Linked DNA regions of Mus musculus: region 1 is linked to region 2. Evidence: chromatin loops called from intact Hi-C (ENCODE). Cell type or tissue: heart. All regions are shown on one strand. Links, peaks and the distances in the headings refer to the core of each region. The heading gives the core; the rest is flanking DNA.

Region 1 (7,625 bases), core at 2,867-5,366, 91 kb before region 2:
AAATTCAGACGGGGGAGGGAAGTGTCTCTGCCTCTCGTCCCCCGACAAAGCCACGTACAGTGGAGGAGCTCCAAAAAGTCCGACTCGGGTAGGTTAACTGATACAGAATGGGCCACAAAACGGGCCCCCGAGGCCGCTGGGACGTCTCCCAGGGCTGCGGCCGGGAATACGAACTCGTCAGTTCTTCCGCGGAACCGCCAGATACAGATCTAGTTAGCCAACTAGTACAGACGCAGGCGCAAACATTAGATGCCGGCACAAACACGCACGGAGACAGAGACAGACACGAAACGACCGCTGGCCAGCTTACCTCCCGGCGGGGGTCGGTGGTCCCTGGGCAGGGGTCTCCTAATCTCGGTGGGACCTCCAAATGAAAGACCCCCGAGGTGGGTAGTCAATCAATCTGAGGAGACCCTCCCAAGGATCAGCGAGACCACGATTCGGATGTAATCAGCAAGAGGCTTTATTGGGAACACGGGTACCCGGGCGACTCAGTCTATCGGAGGACTGGCGCGCCGAGTGTGGGGTTTTTACCCTTTTTATAGGGCTGGGGAGCAAAAAGCGCGGGTACAGAAGCGAGAAGCGAGCTGAGTGGTTAGTTCAAATCAAGGCTTGGGGTATTTCCTGGTCATTTGGGGAACCTGAAACTGAGGTGGGACTTTTTCAGAAACTGTTGCTGGTTCCGCCTTATCTGGGTACCATCTGTTCTTGGCCCTGAGCCGGGGCCCAGGTGGGTACCATCGGTTCTTGGCCTTGAGCCGGGGCCCAGGTGGGTACCATCGGTTCTTGGCCCTTGTCCTAGTATTATTCAGCCTTGATTTTTAACTGTTAATCTTTAACTGAACTTCCTTGTAACTTTTGAGAACTCAGCTCTGGTACTTTTTCATGCCTTGCAAAATGGCGTTACTGCAGCTAGCTTGCTAAGCCTTATGGTGGGGTCTTTCACCAGCAGCTCCTCCCCATCTCGCCCCAGGGAAGTCTTTAGCACTGTCAAGATGCTATGTCCCTTGGGATCAATTCCCTTCCTCCAAGGCAAGAGAGTCTTTTGTAGTCTATCCCCTACATCCCTGCAGGATCCAGGGAGCCTGCCCAAGCTCTTTCCCTAGAGGCCTCATCCTGGGGGGAGGAAAGGGACCATAACTCTGCCTGGCATCTGGCAGAATCCAGTTCTTTCCGCCAGCCTGCTGGGTGATGTCACCTATTGTTGAAGTGCTGTGCTTTTTATAGCTTCTGCAGCAGCAAGGGAGGGCAGCTGGTTGGCTGGCTGGCAGGCGCAGGGAAGGGCAGTATAGCTTTCTTTATGAGGCTCAAGCTCCCGGCCCTTCCCTGGGTGGCCCTACTCAGAGGAAGATGATAGAGCATCACACAATAGACAGACAGACACAGTGTTCAAGAAAAGGAGAGTGGATTCCCAGGAGAAGAAAGGTGGCAGGAGGGAGGTCCCTCTCCCTGGTGGGCCAAGCTCAGCATCTTTCTTTTATTTTCTCTTTAAGCTCCACCACCAGCATCTGCTCTCTGCAACCCAAAGATAACACCCCTCCTGGGGATCTCAGTGGTAGAGTGCTTGCCTGGCAGACTCAAGCCCCTGGGCTCAATTCCTATTACAAGGAAGAAAGGGAGGAAGAAAAGGAAGAAGGGAGAAAGAGAGGGAGGGAAGAGGGGGGTAGGAAAGGAAGGAAATACAGCCTGGGTGCCCATTCTGTGCCAGGCAGCATTGCCCTGTTGGGGACACAGGGAGAATGGCCTGCACTATGGAGCTGGCTATTGGTAAGTCATCTCTGCATCCCGAAAAGGGTGAGTGCAGACTGGCATTTCCATTACGACTGGACAGAGTAGCTGGCAAGCCCACAGGAAATTGCTATAGACAGATGGCTCAGTAGCTACCAGTACATTTTGACTCTGACGTCAACAGGACGCCTGTGCTGCTTTTCCTATAAAGAACAGCACAAGGCCCAGCATGGTGGCCCACACCTGTAATGCCAGCACTTGGGACGTAGGAGTATCAGGATCAGATATCAAAGGCCATCCTTGGCTGCATATGGAGTTGGAGGCCGGCTTGAACTACACGAGACCTTAAATAAATAAATAAATAAATAAATAAATAAATAAATAAATAAATAAATAAATAATGGCTGGCCCTCTGGGATGGAGGAGATGGCTCTCTGGGTAGCAACTCTTACTGTGTGCGCATGAGTACCTGAATACAAATCCCTAGAACCCGCATAAAAACTATACACATACATATACACACGTACCCACACACACAAAATAAAATCAATATTAAAAATAAAAGCTCAGCACATAGTGACAGGTGGCCCAGGAGACTTGATAGTGACAACGAACCACCTCATTCCCGGTTCATGAACTTGTGTATAGTTTTGTTATTTTATTGTGGGCTCCTACTTCTAAAAAGTCAAAGTTAACTGTGAAACAGCTTCAGGCAGCCTTTCCGGAGAGAGCCAGAAGAGGCGCTGTCGTCACGGGAGGCCATGGCTATGTGCGTTGCTTTCCTGAAGACCTAGATGTTACAGGGACCAAAGATGCAGAAGCCAGAGTCAGAGCTACCCATGACCCTGACCCTGCAGGTGTAGGTGGGCATCATGTCTTAGCTTTGATAATAAAATTAAGAAGTGAGCAGAGCAGAGCACACTATGCCTAATCTTGACATTTGAGGAGGAAAAGGGAAACAGTTCAAGGTCATCCTTAGGTACATAGTGAGTTCAAGGGCAGTTGGGTCAAAAAAATTATAATGAAAGAAAGAAAGGAGGGGCCAGGGAGAGGTTCAGTGGCTGAGACTGCTTGCTGCTCTCATATCCCTGATTCCATGTCAGGTGGCTCACAATCATCTGTAACCCCAGCTCCAGGGGATCCAGTACCTTCTTCTGGCCTCTATAAACATCAATATGCACAGACACATACATACACACAGATACAATAATACATACATACATGTATACATACATATATAACTAAAATATAATTTTATTCTCTCATATATTATACCCTGACTATAGTTTCCCCTCCCTCCCTTCCCCTTAGGCTCTCCCCAACCCCAATATAATTATTCTTCAAAAGGAAAAAAAGAGTCACATCTAAAGTTTGACCTATTGAAAAGTTGTCTGTAATCCTTAATGTTATATAAGCATTACTCAAGTAGGTATTGCAGATCCATGGTCATTGTCTTAGTTGGGGTTTCTATTGCTGTGATGAAACACCATTACCAAAAGAAACTTGGGGAAGAAAGGATTTATTTCTATTACATTTCCATATCACAGTCCACCATCCAAGGCTGTCAGGACAGGAACTCAAACAGGTCGGGAACCTGGAGGCAGGCGCGGATGCAGAGGCCATAGAGGAATGCTGCTTACTGGTTTGCTCTTCATGGCTTGCTCAGCCTGCTTTCTTATAGAACCCAGGACCATCAGCCCAGGGATGGCACCACCTACAGTGGGCTATGTTCTCCCAACATTGATCAAGCATCCATCAAGAAAATGCACCATGGGTCAGTCTGATGGAGGCATCTTCTCAACTGTGATTCTCTCTTTCAAAATGACTCTAGCTGTGTCAAGCTGACATACAACTAGCCAACAGTCATCTTCCTGGGAGGATACAGATTTTATTTTCTTTAGTCGTCGAGGCAATTGATTTCATTTTCTTTAGTCGTCGAGGCAATTGTGTGGCACCGGTAGAGTCACCCCTCAGCTGAGAAAACATGTTCAGAAAAATCTAAAATCCTTGGCCACAGATTCACAGTGACTCAGGTCAGAGCCTGGGTTTGCAGGGAGCTTGCACAAGCTCAAGGTCAATCCTTGTTGTCTAGCTGACCTGTCCCCACTCACGCACACTCTGTTTTGGAGGCTCTATCTCCTCCTTAATGCGCCAACTTTGCCCTCACTTGTCTGCGCATGTCCGCATGTCCGCTGTCTCTCAGGAGACTGAGCTCCTGGAAGCCAAGACACGCCCCGCCCCCCGCCCCCCTCCACCCCCACTTATCTAATTGATTAAACGTGACTGAGTGTGACAAGACCCTGGCTCCGGGCTGGAAGGGGACTCTGGCACAGCTGGCTTGCTGGAGGAGAACCCTCCACGCTTCTCTCCACCCCTTCCTTCCCCAAATCCTGTTTGGCACAGTCTCAGGTTTCCTGTGTTATTGCAGTAAGCTCCCAGCACACTCCCTGGGCAGAACCACTGTGTTCCTCCCACATCCCAGATACACTTTGTTTCTAGCAAATTCCATGCATTCTAAGAGACAGGAGTTTCCTTCTGGGTGTTTTAAGCCCACTGTGAACTGCAGCTACTCTCCAGAGCCCAGAGCTTTTTTTTTTTTTTTTTTTTTTTTTTTGTCTCTGGTGCCAACTTCTTGCTGTGTCAGGCCTCGTGATTTCTTCCCTCTCAGCAATGTCAGAGATGTCTGGAACTAATGTGCAGATGAGAAAGCTGGGCCCAGGAGAGGAACTTCCAGGTATCAAATAAGAGACACCTCTCTTTGGGGTATTGATTCTCCCTGGTTCCCCAAACCCTGTTTAGGTGCTAGGATCTTACATTTAGCAATCACCACTGTCCAGCTGTATACACCTCTCTGTCTCTCTTTGTCTGTCACTCTCTGTCTGTCTCCCCCCACCCCCTGTTTCCCAGAGGCTGGACCTGGGGTCCCACTTCCCTTGTGTTCCTGTGGCACAAGACAGCTGCCACTCTAACAACTCAGTTCACATGACTTTGGACCCAGCTGGATTTAAGCCACAAGCCTCTGCAAGACCCATAGACCCCTTTACTTTCTACACCAAGAGTCAGAACCTCAGAGAGGTTAATGGCTCATCCAGTGTCACTCAGCTGGTGAGTGAGGTTTGTCCTCAATGCACATGCACACACACACACACACACACACACACACACACACACACACATACACACACACGAACATGTATGCATATGCATTCACATTATATACACAAACACATATAAATGTATATAATTTATTTCTTATATGTTTATACATGTATCATATATATTCTTATACATGTATGCACATATACATGGCATGTCTGTACATAGCAAGATGTAAAGATACAACTTGCCATCACATGAAAATAAACAAGCTATGAAACATGCATAACAGCAGCTTTTTGGAACAAAAGAAGAAAGTGTGTGTGTGTGTGTGTGTGTGTGTGTGTGTGTGTGTGTGTGTGTGTGTGTGTGTGTGTTGTACACATGTCTAATCTAAGCATTAGTCTTCTCAATTGGAGGTGAAAGGAATGTGTGTCTTCCTGGTCATCACCACACTCCACTGTTCCCACTGTTTCTAAACTAGTCCTCACTCCACAGCACTGTTAGGTGGCAGAAGGTCATGCCAGGTCCCTCTTCCTGTCACTCTTGCACACTAGCAGGTAGTGGTGGGTGGTAGGCGAGAGCTACCAAGGGACTTCCAGTGAGGAAATTTGTTCTCAAGTGGGCTGATTCCCTGAAATGGAGAATGGTGGTTTCAAGTTCTCCATGGAAAAACTTCCTTCTTATCGAGTTGATAGACAAGTTATGGGGGCTTTTGTGGGGAGGCCCTTGCTTCCATAATCCGGGGGAGGTGCACCTGATTGGTCAGGAAACTTGGCAAAGGAGTTCTCTTCAAGCACCCCAACTTCAGCCTTGCTTGCCTTCAGATGATCTTTGTGCATTGATGGTCTAGCCAAATGGTGAGCGTGATGAATTGACATCACATATTAAATTGTTCCACTCTTGTTAGCCAATTGTTTTCTGTCTAGATGATGTCATAAGGAATATCCCATGCCTTCCTAGGTATATTAGTGACATAGTTACTTCTTTTGACTAACTATGAGAAAGCACTACCAAGGCAACTTATATAGAAGAGTTTATTTGGTTACAGAGGATTCATGATGGTTACAGAGTTCATCATGGCAGGGATGCATGGCGGCAGCAGCAGCAGCGGCGGGAGCTGAGGGTTTATGACCTTTAGCATAAGCATGACCTTAAGCATGAAGCAGGGCGTCAACTGGAAGCCCTAGCTGGGTGGGGGTGGTGCACACCTTTAATCCCAGCATTTGGTAGGCAGAGGCAGGCAGATCTCTGGGTTTGAGGCCAGCCTGCTCTACAGAGCAAGTTCCAGGGCAGCCAGGGCTACACAGTGAAACTCTGTCTCAAAAAAAAGGGGGGGGAGAGAGAGAGAGAGAAAGAGAGAGAGAGAGAGAGAGAGAGAGAGAGAGAGAGAGAGAGAGAGAGAGAGAGAAAATGAACTACTCAAAGCCCACCTCCAATGGCTTACTTCCTTCAGTAATTACCTTCCTTCAATTCACCTCCTGAATTTCCCCCAAACAGCACACTACCAACTAGGGACAAAGTGTTCAAATACAGAGCCTACAGGGGACATTCTCATTCACACCGCCATGGCAGATCACAGAGTGTCATACAAGGGCCTTGGGAAATGGCTCAGTGGTTAGTTACGTGTGCTTACTTCTCTTCTAGAGGATCCAAGTTTGGTTCCTAGCACCCACGTCAACTGCTGTAAGTCTAGCTCCAGGTGATCTAGTGCCATATTCCGGCCTCCTTGAGCACTGCACTCAAGTGCACACACTTGTGTACACACACACACACACACACACACACACACACACACGGGACCTGGGGGCATCCCACTTTTCATCATAATTCTGTAGCTATATACAGCCCCTCATAGCTGATAAGCTGTTATCACCGCTATCTCACGCTGAATCCCAGTAGGCCAGGCAGGGCAAGAGCAGGGACAACCTCCCCCATGACACATATACACACCGCCTTGTAGATGACATGGCAACAGTTGAGATGAATGCCTGCATGGAGCCACTGAAGCCCAGTGGGATGAGCATCAGAGACCATGGTCTGTCTGGGGCTCAGTGCCTCTCTCTGGAGCTCCCCACCTGGACCATTTTTGGCCCATCTTTCTCTCCACAGACCATCCTTTTCTGCTTCTTGGCTCACACAGGACTGCAAACAGCAGCTCCACCATCCAGGCTCTGCTTAGGCTCGCCCCTCAAGCCTGACCTCGAGCCTGATGCTCTGCCCTCGAGCCCGTTATCTCTTAGCCTAAACCACAGCTTCCCTCTGCCCAGATGTCCATCCAGGGTCAGGACAGAGTAGGAGACCCACCATGAAGGACACAGAGGAGCTGGGGCAGAAGGAGGAGAAGCAGATTTCCTTAGCAGGTTGCTGGTGGGAAACGAAGGCAGATTTTTAATTTGGTGCTTGCTAAAAGCTGCTGTGACTGTCTGAGCCTGGCAGGGGAATAGCATGCTGGGGAAGTAGGGAGAGGCTCAGCTGATAGAGTGCTTGCCTGGCATGTGTGAAACCCTGAGTTCAGTCCCCAGCATCCTATAAAATAGGTCAAGGTGGCACATTCCTGTGATCTAAACACTCCAGAGGTGGAGGCAAGGTCAGACGGTTCAGGTCATCTCGAGCTACATTTGATCCTCTTCAAAAACAAAAGAGCAAAATCAACAAAACAGAACAAAAACCTGGAAACAATGTTCATTGTCTGCGGTTACATGCTGTCTAGCACTAGCTCCTCCCCCAGGTCTGTGGCACCCCTGCCCCTGTCTGTCCAACTAAAGCCAAGGCTCTCCCTCTGCAGGTGCGGATCTGGG
Region 2 (7,625 bases), core at 2,875-5,374:
AATCTCCAACCTTTAATATTTTCCAAACGGTAATAGAGTGAAATCAACTTATGAGTCTGAGCTATCATATTTTTCAATGAATCAAAAGTGTTCACGTTTTAAAAAATAATATGCATGTGCTGAGCAACGGTGTGAATCCTGTTACTAGTGGGTTCAAAAAATCTGAACACCACTGGGCTTGAATTCAGCACCCTCGGGTTATTTATTTGGACAGGGTCACATGTAGCACAGGCTAACCTTGAACTTGATATGGAGCAGAGAATGACCTTCAACTTCTCCCTCCTCCACCCCCCCCCCAGGTGCTGGGATTGCAGTAAGTGCTGGCATTACATCTGCCTTACAAAGTACAAAAAACAGAACCTAGGGCTCTGTATGTTCTAGATAAGAACTCTAGTAATTGTGTTACTACAATTACTACAACTACAACAGTCACTACAACCCCAGCCCGACCCCCCTCCCACTCCATTTTAGACGACAAGGAGAGAAGCTGAACACCTTGTCCAACTCAAGTTAATGACCAAGCTGAGAAGTGCGTCCAAGTCTTTAATGGTTCTTCTCAATAATTTCCTCACTAAACCAGACTCTCAAAATGCAAATACCTCTGGGAGAAAGGCAGGGACTGCAATCCACGCTGGAGTAAGTAAGTGATCAAGTAGGCTCATCGTTTAGACCTACTGCCTGGAGCCAGTTTGGTAAAGAAAATGGTAGACTGGGCGTGTCAGGGGTGAGGGGAGTTGCACAGAACAGAGTAAAAACAAGATCAGTTTGAAGGGACCTCCCGGAAGGTGCTGTGGAGCACCGCAGAGGACAGGGCGTGAAGAAAGATACCGGTGTCACTGGGACACGTGGTTCTATACTAGGAGGCAGTTTCCAGGTCTGGAATTGGACGTGTTGAGGCCATGGGTGTTTTGCTCACATGGCTTCAACCAATTCTATCACTGAAATGTTCTGAATAACTACCTCCGGTCCAGTCAGGAGCCCTCTCTTTAACTCAGTATTTGTTGTATAATTATATGCCAATGTAATATAAGACTCAAGTCAGGGGCTGGAGAGATGGCTCAGAGGTTAAGAGCACGGACTGCTCTTCCAGAGGTCCTGAGTTCAATTCCCAGCAACCACATGGTGGCTCACAACCATCTGTAATGGGGGTCTGATGCCCTCTTCTGGTGTGTCTGAAGACAGTGACAGTGTACTCATATACATAAAATAAAAATAAATATATCTAAAAAATTTTTAAAAATCAATATGTTTAAAAAAAAAACTCAAGTCTGGTTCATGTTTTTCTTCTTACCTGTCTATGGGAAGCAGGTGCTGAGCACCGATGGAGAGTAGGTCCCAAGAGACACAGCCTAAAAGGGGATGCTCCAAGGAAAACACCCTTTTAGACACCGTAGCAATGAGCTGCTTCTCTCAGGTCAGAATTCAGGCCAGAATGCTAGGCCAAGTTCATTCCATCAGACCCCCACCACAGCCACTCAGCAACAAGCCCTGGGCTCCGACATAGAAGGGAGAGAGGAGAGGAGAGCAGACAGCTGGCAGACAGCTCCTGCCTGGCTCTTCAGAGTGGTGAGTTAGTACTGAGTCAGGCACCTCTCCCACAGTGCTGCACGGATGATGCCTAACTGCACCAGTCCCAAGTAAGTCACCTTGAGAGGCCGCTAATGTGGCCCCAGCCCAGGGAGGGGACAGGGTCTGACACTGCTGCCGGGAACTTCACGTTCCACACACTTCTGCTTAGTGGCCCAAGCATTAAGAGGCAATTAGACAAAGGTTTTGAACCCAAAGCCATTTCTGCTTTGCTATGTGCTGTCTTCCCCCCCCCCCCCCAGCAGCAGGCCTGGGACGGAGGTGCCAGGGTGACCTGGGGACTGTGGTGATATGTCCTGACCCTCACTAGTCACTAGGTATACAGCAAGCAGCTTTGCAAACTTCAGTAGCCCTGGACTTAAATTTCCTCCTCTCTACCTCTGAGACAGAGAGGACTGCTCCATAGGGAGCCAGGAATGAGAACAACTTCTCATGAAGGCCTGTGAACGGGAGCCCATTTCTATGAGGATCAAAAGTTGTTTAATCGCATATTCAGAAGGTCTTGGAAAATTCACAGTGCACCATCAAATGTAGGACTTGCCACATTCCTAAAAGAACAAAGCACAGGACCCCAGGGACCTCCCCTGCCTGCTAAACAAAGAGAACTAACTTTCCAGGTAGTAAACTTCAAGAAGCAAAATTGAGAACATAACACAGGTGCTTTTATAACAAAAGGATACACATCTCCCTCTTAATTCTTTTATTGATCAAGTTCAAAATAAGTACAATTTTTTTTCTCATTAATACAACTTTGTTAACTCGACGAGCGAGATTTGTAGGGAGGAGGATCATTCAAAGGTTCGCTCCCAGATTCCCAAATCTCTTAGTGGTTAGACATACAAACTGTTTTCAACTCAGCAGCATAAAGAGCGAACCATGGTGACCTGGTACTAAGCCCACACCCAGGGGGTGGAGCCCAGACATTTGCATTTTACCGGTTCCCTGGATGATCTGGTAATATAGGTCATGTATGGGCCTTGGTCAACTACAGAACCTGCATTCTCTCCTGTCCACAGACTACCTTGGGAGGCTGACTCTGAGTCCTAAGTGATCCATCCACAGAACAGAGAGGTTGGCTATCTTTAAGGAACTTCAGGCAGGGTTAGGTGAGTGGCTCTAGGCAGTATTACTAGCATGGCTACATCCCAACACTGAGGTCCTGTCTATTCTATCCTGAGATTGTTTTTTCTTTCTACAGAAAGGCTAATGAAAAAACTACTTATATAAGACACCTAAATAACCACTAAGAATGGCTCCTGCTTGTCTTCTCATTACCGGAAACATCTAACAGTGCATACTGAATATTCCAAACCAGGGTCAGGCTCCCCCTTAAAATGCCTACCCACTCCACTTGTCTGTTTCACCTAACGCTCCACCAGGAAGCTATGCTTTGTTTCTGTGCCCTCAACACCAACAAACCCAAACCCACCCTCTTGCTAATAGGTGGCCTCACTCCAAAACTGGAGGAGAAAAAGTCCTTTCCCGTGGTGCTTCAGGGCAGTACAGAGGCTGAGTCTAACGGAGTTAGAATCCCAGTTCTGTACCGACCGGCGGTGATCTGGAGCTCTGACTCAATTTCCTTGCATTTAGTATAAGAATAACAACAGTACTTAACATAGTGCCCTTGTGAGGCTAAATTAACTGATGTCTGTAATCCACTTAGCAACATGCCAGACACAGTAAGGAGTTATGTGAGCATCTGCTATTATTGCTGGAGTTGTTATTTTAAACCTCCAAGGGGCCCTAAATTATTCCTCCCCACTCCCCAGTATCTGCGACTATATCAAGCACCTGCGAAGGGCCAACTCAAGCCAATAGTGACTTATTGATAAAAACAGAACTGTCCAGTCTTACAGGACACATGTACAAAACGTTGGATGTAGACTAAGGTAATCTGTCCCAGACCACAGGTTGGCAGGATCCTACCTCCTTGTAGCTGGTGAACTCAAGCCAGGGTCTGTGTGGCTTCAGAAGCCAGCCTCACCATGGAACCTTCAGATCAAAAACAAGCCTCAGCAGCTGCCAGTCACAAGAGTCAACTGATCACCCCATACCAAGGCCACATTCAGTTCTCTGCCCCCAATCCCCGCTTGGCTTGCATAAATTGGAGCAAACCGCCAGGCCACTCTCCTGAACCCAATTAGGCAGTAAGTCAACCTGGACGGAAAAAAAAAAATGCAACGCATTCCAGAGGTCAAAGTAGACTCCCGGCTCCGATAGCAGCCTTTGCCCGACACTTCCATGGAAGTTAGTCTCTACATGCAGACACCAGCCTACAGCCTGCGATGTGCCTAGCACACGCTTGAGTCCCACATCGGGGCCTGCATTAGGAACAAACTGCCCGAGTCTGAAGGCAATACAAAAGGACAGTTTACTTTTTTTTTTAAAGAAAAATCCTATTTCTCTTTCGGTTTAAGGTAGCGTTTACTATGTAGTTACCTACCTTCCCCGCCAAAACAAAAATGGGGGGCGGGGTGGGAGGCGCGGGGTGAGGAACTGGATAAAGAGCGAGAGAGCTCCCTCAGCCTGCAGAGTGCTGCGACACCCACCTGAAACTCGACCAACCTTTCTAGAGAGCCCAGCCCCGGAGGGCGTTTCCCCAGCGCATCCAACAACTCGTCCCTCCCGGGTAGAAGGCTGACGCCCTCGGCATTACAGAGGGCCACCAGATTAAAGAGCCTGAGCCCCTCCCGCCCTCTAGTTTCACCCCCACCCCCATACACCACCCAATCATTTCCGCTGAAGGCGCAAACACCAGCGCAATCGTTTCGCCTTCAAGGCCACCTTTCACTACGTGCCGAGCGCAGCAGGAGCCACGGCGGAAAGCCGAACGGGGGGGGGGGGGCAGGGAGTTGGGGCGGGGGCCGCTGGATAAGATAGACCGTCACCTTTTCGGGGCTACTACAGCTTCGGGATCCTTGGACCCTGGGTGGGAGCCCCTATAAGGCCGAATGCGAAAATGGGGTGGGGGTGTCCCAGGGGCCAGCTCCTCCAGCAGCCACCTCGCTAGAGGGCGGCCGTCGGGGCGATGGCGCAAGCTTCTCACCACCCCCACCCCCCAAGCGCGACAACAGCCACGGTGACAAAATGGCAGCTCGGCGCCCGACTGGCGAGCCACCGGCACACAGCCGGGGACTGCTGCCCCTGCACCCTAAGAATGCCAGGGCACCCTGGGGATAGGTCTCCCAATGGCCTAGTAGTGCAAATGGCGAGAGCAGACGGGCCTGTAGATCCTAGGAGGTCGAGGGTCCCCGGCACGCCGCGCCCTCTCCAGACCAGATCCTCAGGCCCGCGCCGAGGTTCGACTGTGCCTGTGTGCTCTCAGGCCCCCACCGCTGGGCGCCACGGTCCCCGCGGAGCCCGGTCCGCGGCCGCCGTGGGGGAGGGGTGGGCCTCCGGCGCCCCGGGAAACATGGCTGCTCGTCCTAGTACGGCGGCGTCGCGGCCACCAGTCCCCGAGATGCGACTTGGGAGAGAGGTTGCAGAAGGTGGGTGCGTGGGGGGGACTCTGGGGAGGGAGGTTCCCCGGAACGATCTGTTTTCCAAAAACGTTTATTTGAAAAAAGCAAAAACCCAGCAAAACAACAACAAAAAGCCAGTTCCTCCTCCCCCACCCCTTTTGTCCCTCTTTCGAGAGCTTTCTGCCCTCCCCTCCCCCATGCGCAGCAAGTGCCCCCTCCCCCGCCACCCGCGCGCCCCACCCCGCCATAAGCCCGGAGGCCGGCGAGTGGGCAGCAGACTCACGGCGAGGGGGCGAAGCGTGAGAAATCGCGCCCAGCCCAGAGCGCCCGCCCCTCCCCCAGCGCACACACTCGGGGAAGTTTAAAGAGCCGGTTCGACCCGCTTTCCGTTTCGCTCCGGGTCAGCTAGTACTGTGGACCGCTCGGTCGGGTCCGGCGCTGCTGCGCACCTACTCGCCGGGACCCTGAAGCCCCCCAACTACATATAGGGGTCTTCCGGGAAAGTACGCGGGAAGTCGCGTTCGGCCCCCTCCCCCCAGCACCACACCCAGTCCCTTCCACCCCCCGGGATCGGGCACCCTGGCTGGGTCGGGACGCCACCGGGCGAACCAGGCAGCCCCCGCGGCAAGTCCTGGTGCTAGGGGTGCCCCCTCCTTCCGCCCTGCGCGCCATAAGGCTGTAGCACGTCTCCAGTGCACAGCTGCGTGAGGATGGGCGGTCGGCAGAAAGGAGCTTGTTTTCAAAAGTCTTACTCAGGTTTAGAAGGAGGAATTAGGAGAAAAGAGGAAATGAGGCCTGCCTTTGTCAGGATTCGAGGGGTCAAGTGGCTGGAGGGGCGACAGGTCAGCACAACGTGCTACGCGAGCCCCCAACTCGCCCGAGCCCCAGACCCTCAGGCTAGACCCGAGATCTTTCCCGCCCGCGAGCTCCTGCTCCCTACTACCGAGCCTAGAGGGGAAGTTGGCTAGGGTTTCCACCGCAGACCCTAAGGTCTCTCGAATGGGTCAACTCGCAGACAACACGAGTGCGTGAAAGCGAGAGGGAGACAAAAATAAACAGTAGCTTTCGAGTCACCCACCAACCCTCACTTCCCCTTGCAGTGGGCTCGCGCCCAGCCTCCCTGTTCCCACCGGTGTAAGTTTCCTCCTGCCATACTCCCGCCGCTGCCCAATCCATAACGGCTACGGCCAGACGAACTGCCCATCCCAGAGCTGCGTGCCTGCCGTGCCCGCAAGAATGTAGACTGGGTCGGTCCCCACAGCGGCACTAGCTCTGGGCAGCTCGGGTTCTGATAAAGTTTCTCGTGCCCATTTATTAACCAAGCGCCGAATGGCTGCCAGGGAGCCCACCCCAGGAGAAGCAAGGACCGGGAAGGTGGGGTGTCTGCTGCCGATGAGGCGTCAGGGTGCCAAGGCTGGCATCTGGGGAGGGAGCCGGGGGCCAGAACGGGACGCAGCCTCCGGGCAACTTACATTAGCGACGCTCGTGGTTGGGGAGGCGCGAGGATTATCTGAGCATTTGCACACTTCACAATCCCTCCCCCTTAACCTAAGGTACCCCCCCTCCCTTTCCGCGAGGAAGAAGGGAGAAAAGACAGCATCTGGCCCAAAGGTGGGGTGGAAAGAGTGAGAGAGAAAGGAGAAGGAAGGCAGACAGAGAAAGGGAGGGAGGGAGAGAAAGGGCGCGTTCACGAACACGACAAAGTTACAAATATGGCTCCCCACCTCTCGCCTCATCCCCGCAGAGAAACGAAGACGCGCTTTAAACTCGAGCCATCTCCCAACTCCGCAGCAGTCGGGTCCCCACGCGCTCTCCCCGGGGTCCTCGGGCTACATTGATCAGAAACTATACCGGACTCGCGAAGCCCAAAACTTATTGTGTGCGAGCGAGCGAAAGAGACTGCAAAGGGAGGGGGCAGGCGCGGGAGGGGGCGGAAAGGGGGTTACGCTTCTAAAATATAACAACCCCTTTTTGTTGTTTAATCCAGGAGGCAGCCCATCTTCTCCTCCCCTCGATCATCTTTTCCATCCAGATGCAAGTCGTGGGAGCTGAGAGCTCGGACGAGGGTGAAATTGCCGCCTTCCCTCCGACCCGAACGCGTGCGCCCCGCCGGCCCCCCGCTGGGTGCACACTCGCACGCACACCCTCGCACCCATACCCGCACACGCGGGAGCACACGCACAGGTAGTCAGTCACACACCAAGGGCAGCAGCGACGGCGGACGAAACATGCTCCGGTGGCATTGCAACCCCCCCCACCCCCGCCATCCAACCTTGCAATTCATTTGCAGTCAGACCCCAAACCCCACACCTTCCCCGGAGCCCCCCTCCATAAAAAAGTGCCTTCCCCCCAAAACACACACGCACACATAACACAAAGTAGGAGAATGGACCGACAGAGATATTTTTGGCAAATGCTCACATCAGAGGGCGTCCTGTTCCGCAGCTCTAAATAAATCCGTTTGTCCATCTCCATCTCTCGCGCTCTCTCTTTCTGCAGAGGATCCTGCGCCAGCGGAATTCAATCAATAAACCCCGAACCCACGGCCGCGCGTTTTAGGACTTTGAAGGCTCAACC

The links. Peaks named below come from ENCODE experiments on the same cell type or tissue, not always from the same donor. Only the 100,000 strongest peaks of a DNase experiment are listed, where the experiment ranks them.
Region 1: a loop joins it to region 2, with 1.8 times the contacts of the local background. A loop is called at or near these places in 2 of 42 quality-filtered maps.

The regions. Positions count from the first base shown.
Region 1 is chr9:62,432,494-62,440,118 of GRCm38, reverse strand. Coro2b (coronin, actin binding protein, 2B) reads left to right here. Exons shown (of 12, transcript NM_175484.3): 4 at 7,613-7,625. Among named protein-coding and RNA genes, the nearest start is that of Gm40523, 21 kb to the right of the region's middle. In heart, for the core only: no CTCF peak of the experiment used is centred there; a DNase peak (open chromatin) is centred at 4,108; H3K4me3 peaks cover 560 bases; H3K27ac peaks cover 2,500 bases.
Region 2 is chr9:62,341,399-62,349,023 of GRCm38, reverse strand. It overlaps Anp32a (acidic (leucine-rich) nuclear phosphoprotein 32 family, member A), which reads right to left. Exons shown (of 7, transcript NM_009672.3): 1 at 7,470-7,625. The coding sequence starts at 7,523. It overlaps Gm20346 (predicted gene, 20346), which reads left to right and starts at 4,377. Exons shown (of 2, transcript NM_001378702.1): 1 at 4,377-5,075; 2 at 7,036-7,522. The coding sequence starts at 4,616. The coding sequence ends at 7,100. In heart, for the core only: a CTCF peak has its summit at 4,136; DNase peaks (open chromatin) are centred at 3,633, 4,273, 4,693 and 4,813; H3K4me3 peaks cover 2,500 bases; H3K27ac peaks cover 2,500 bases.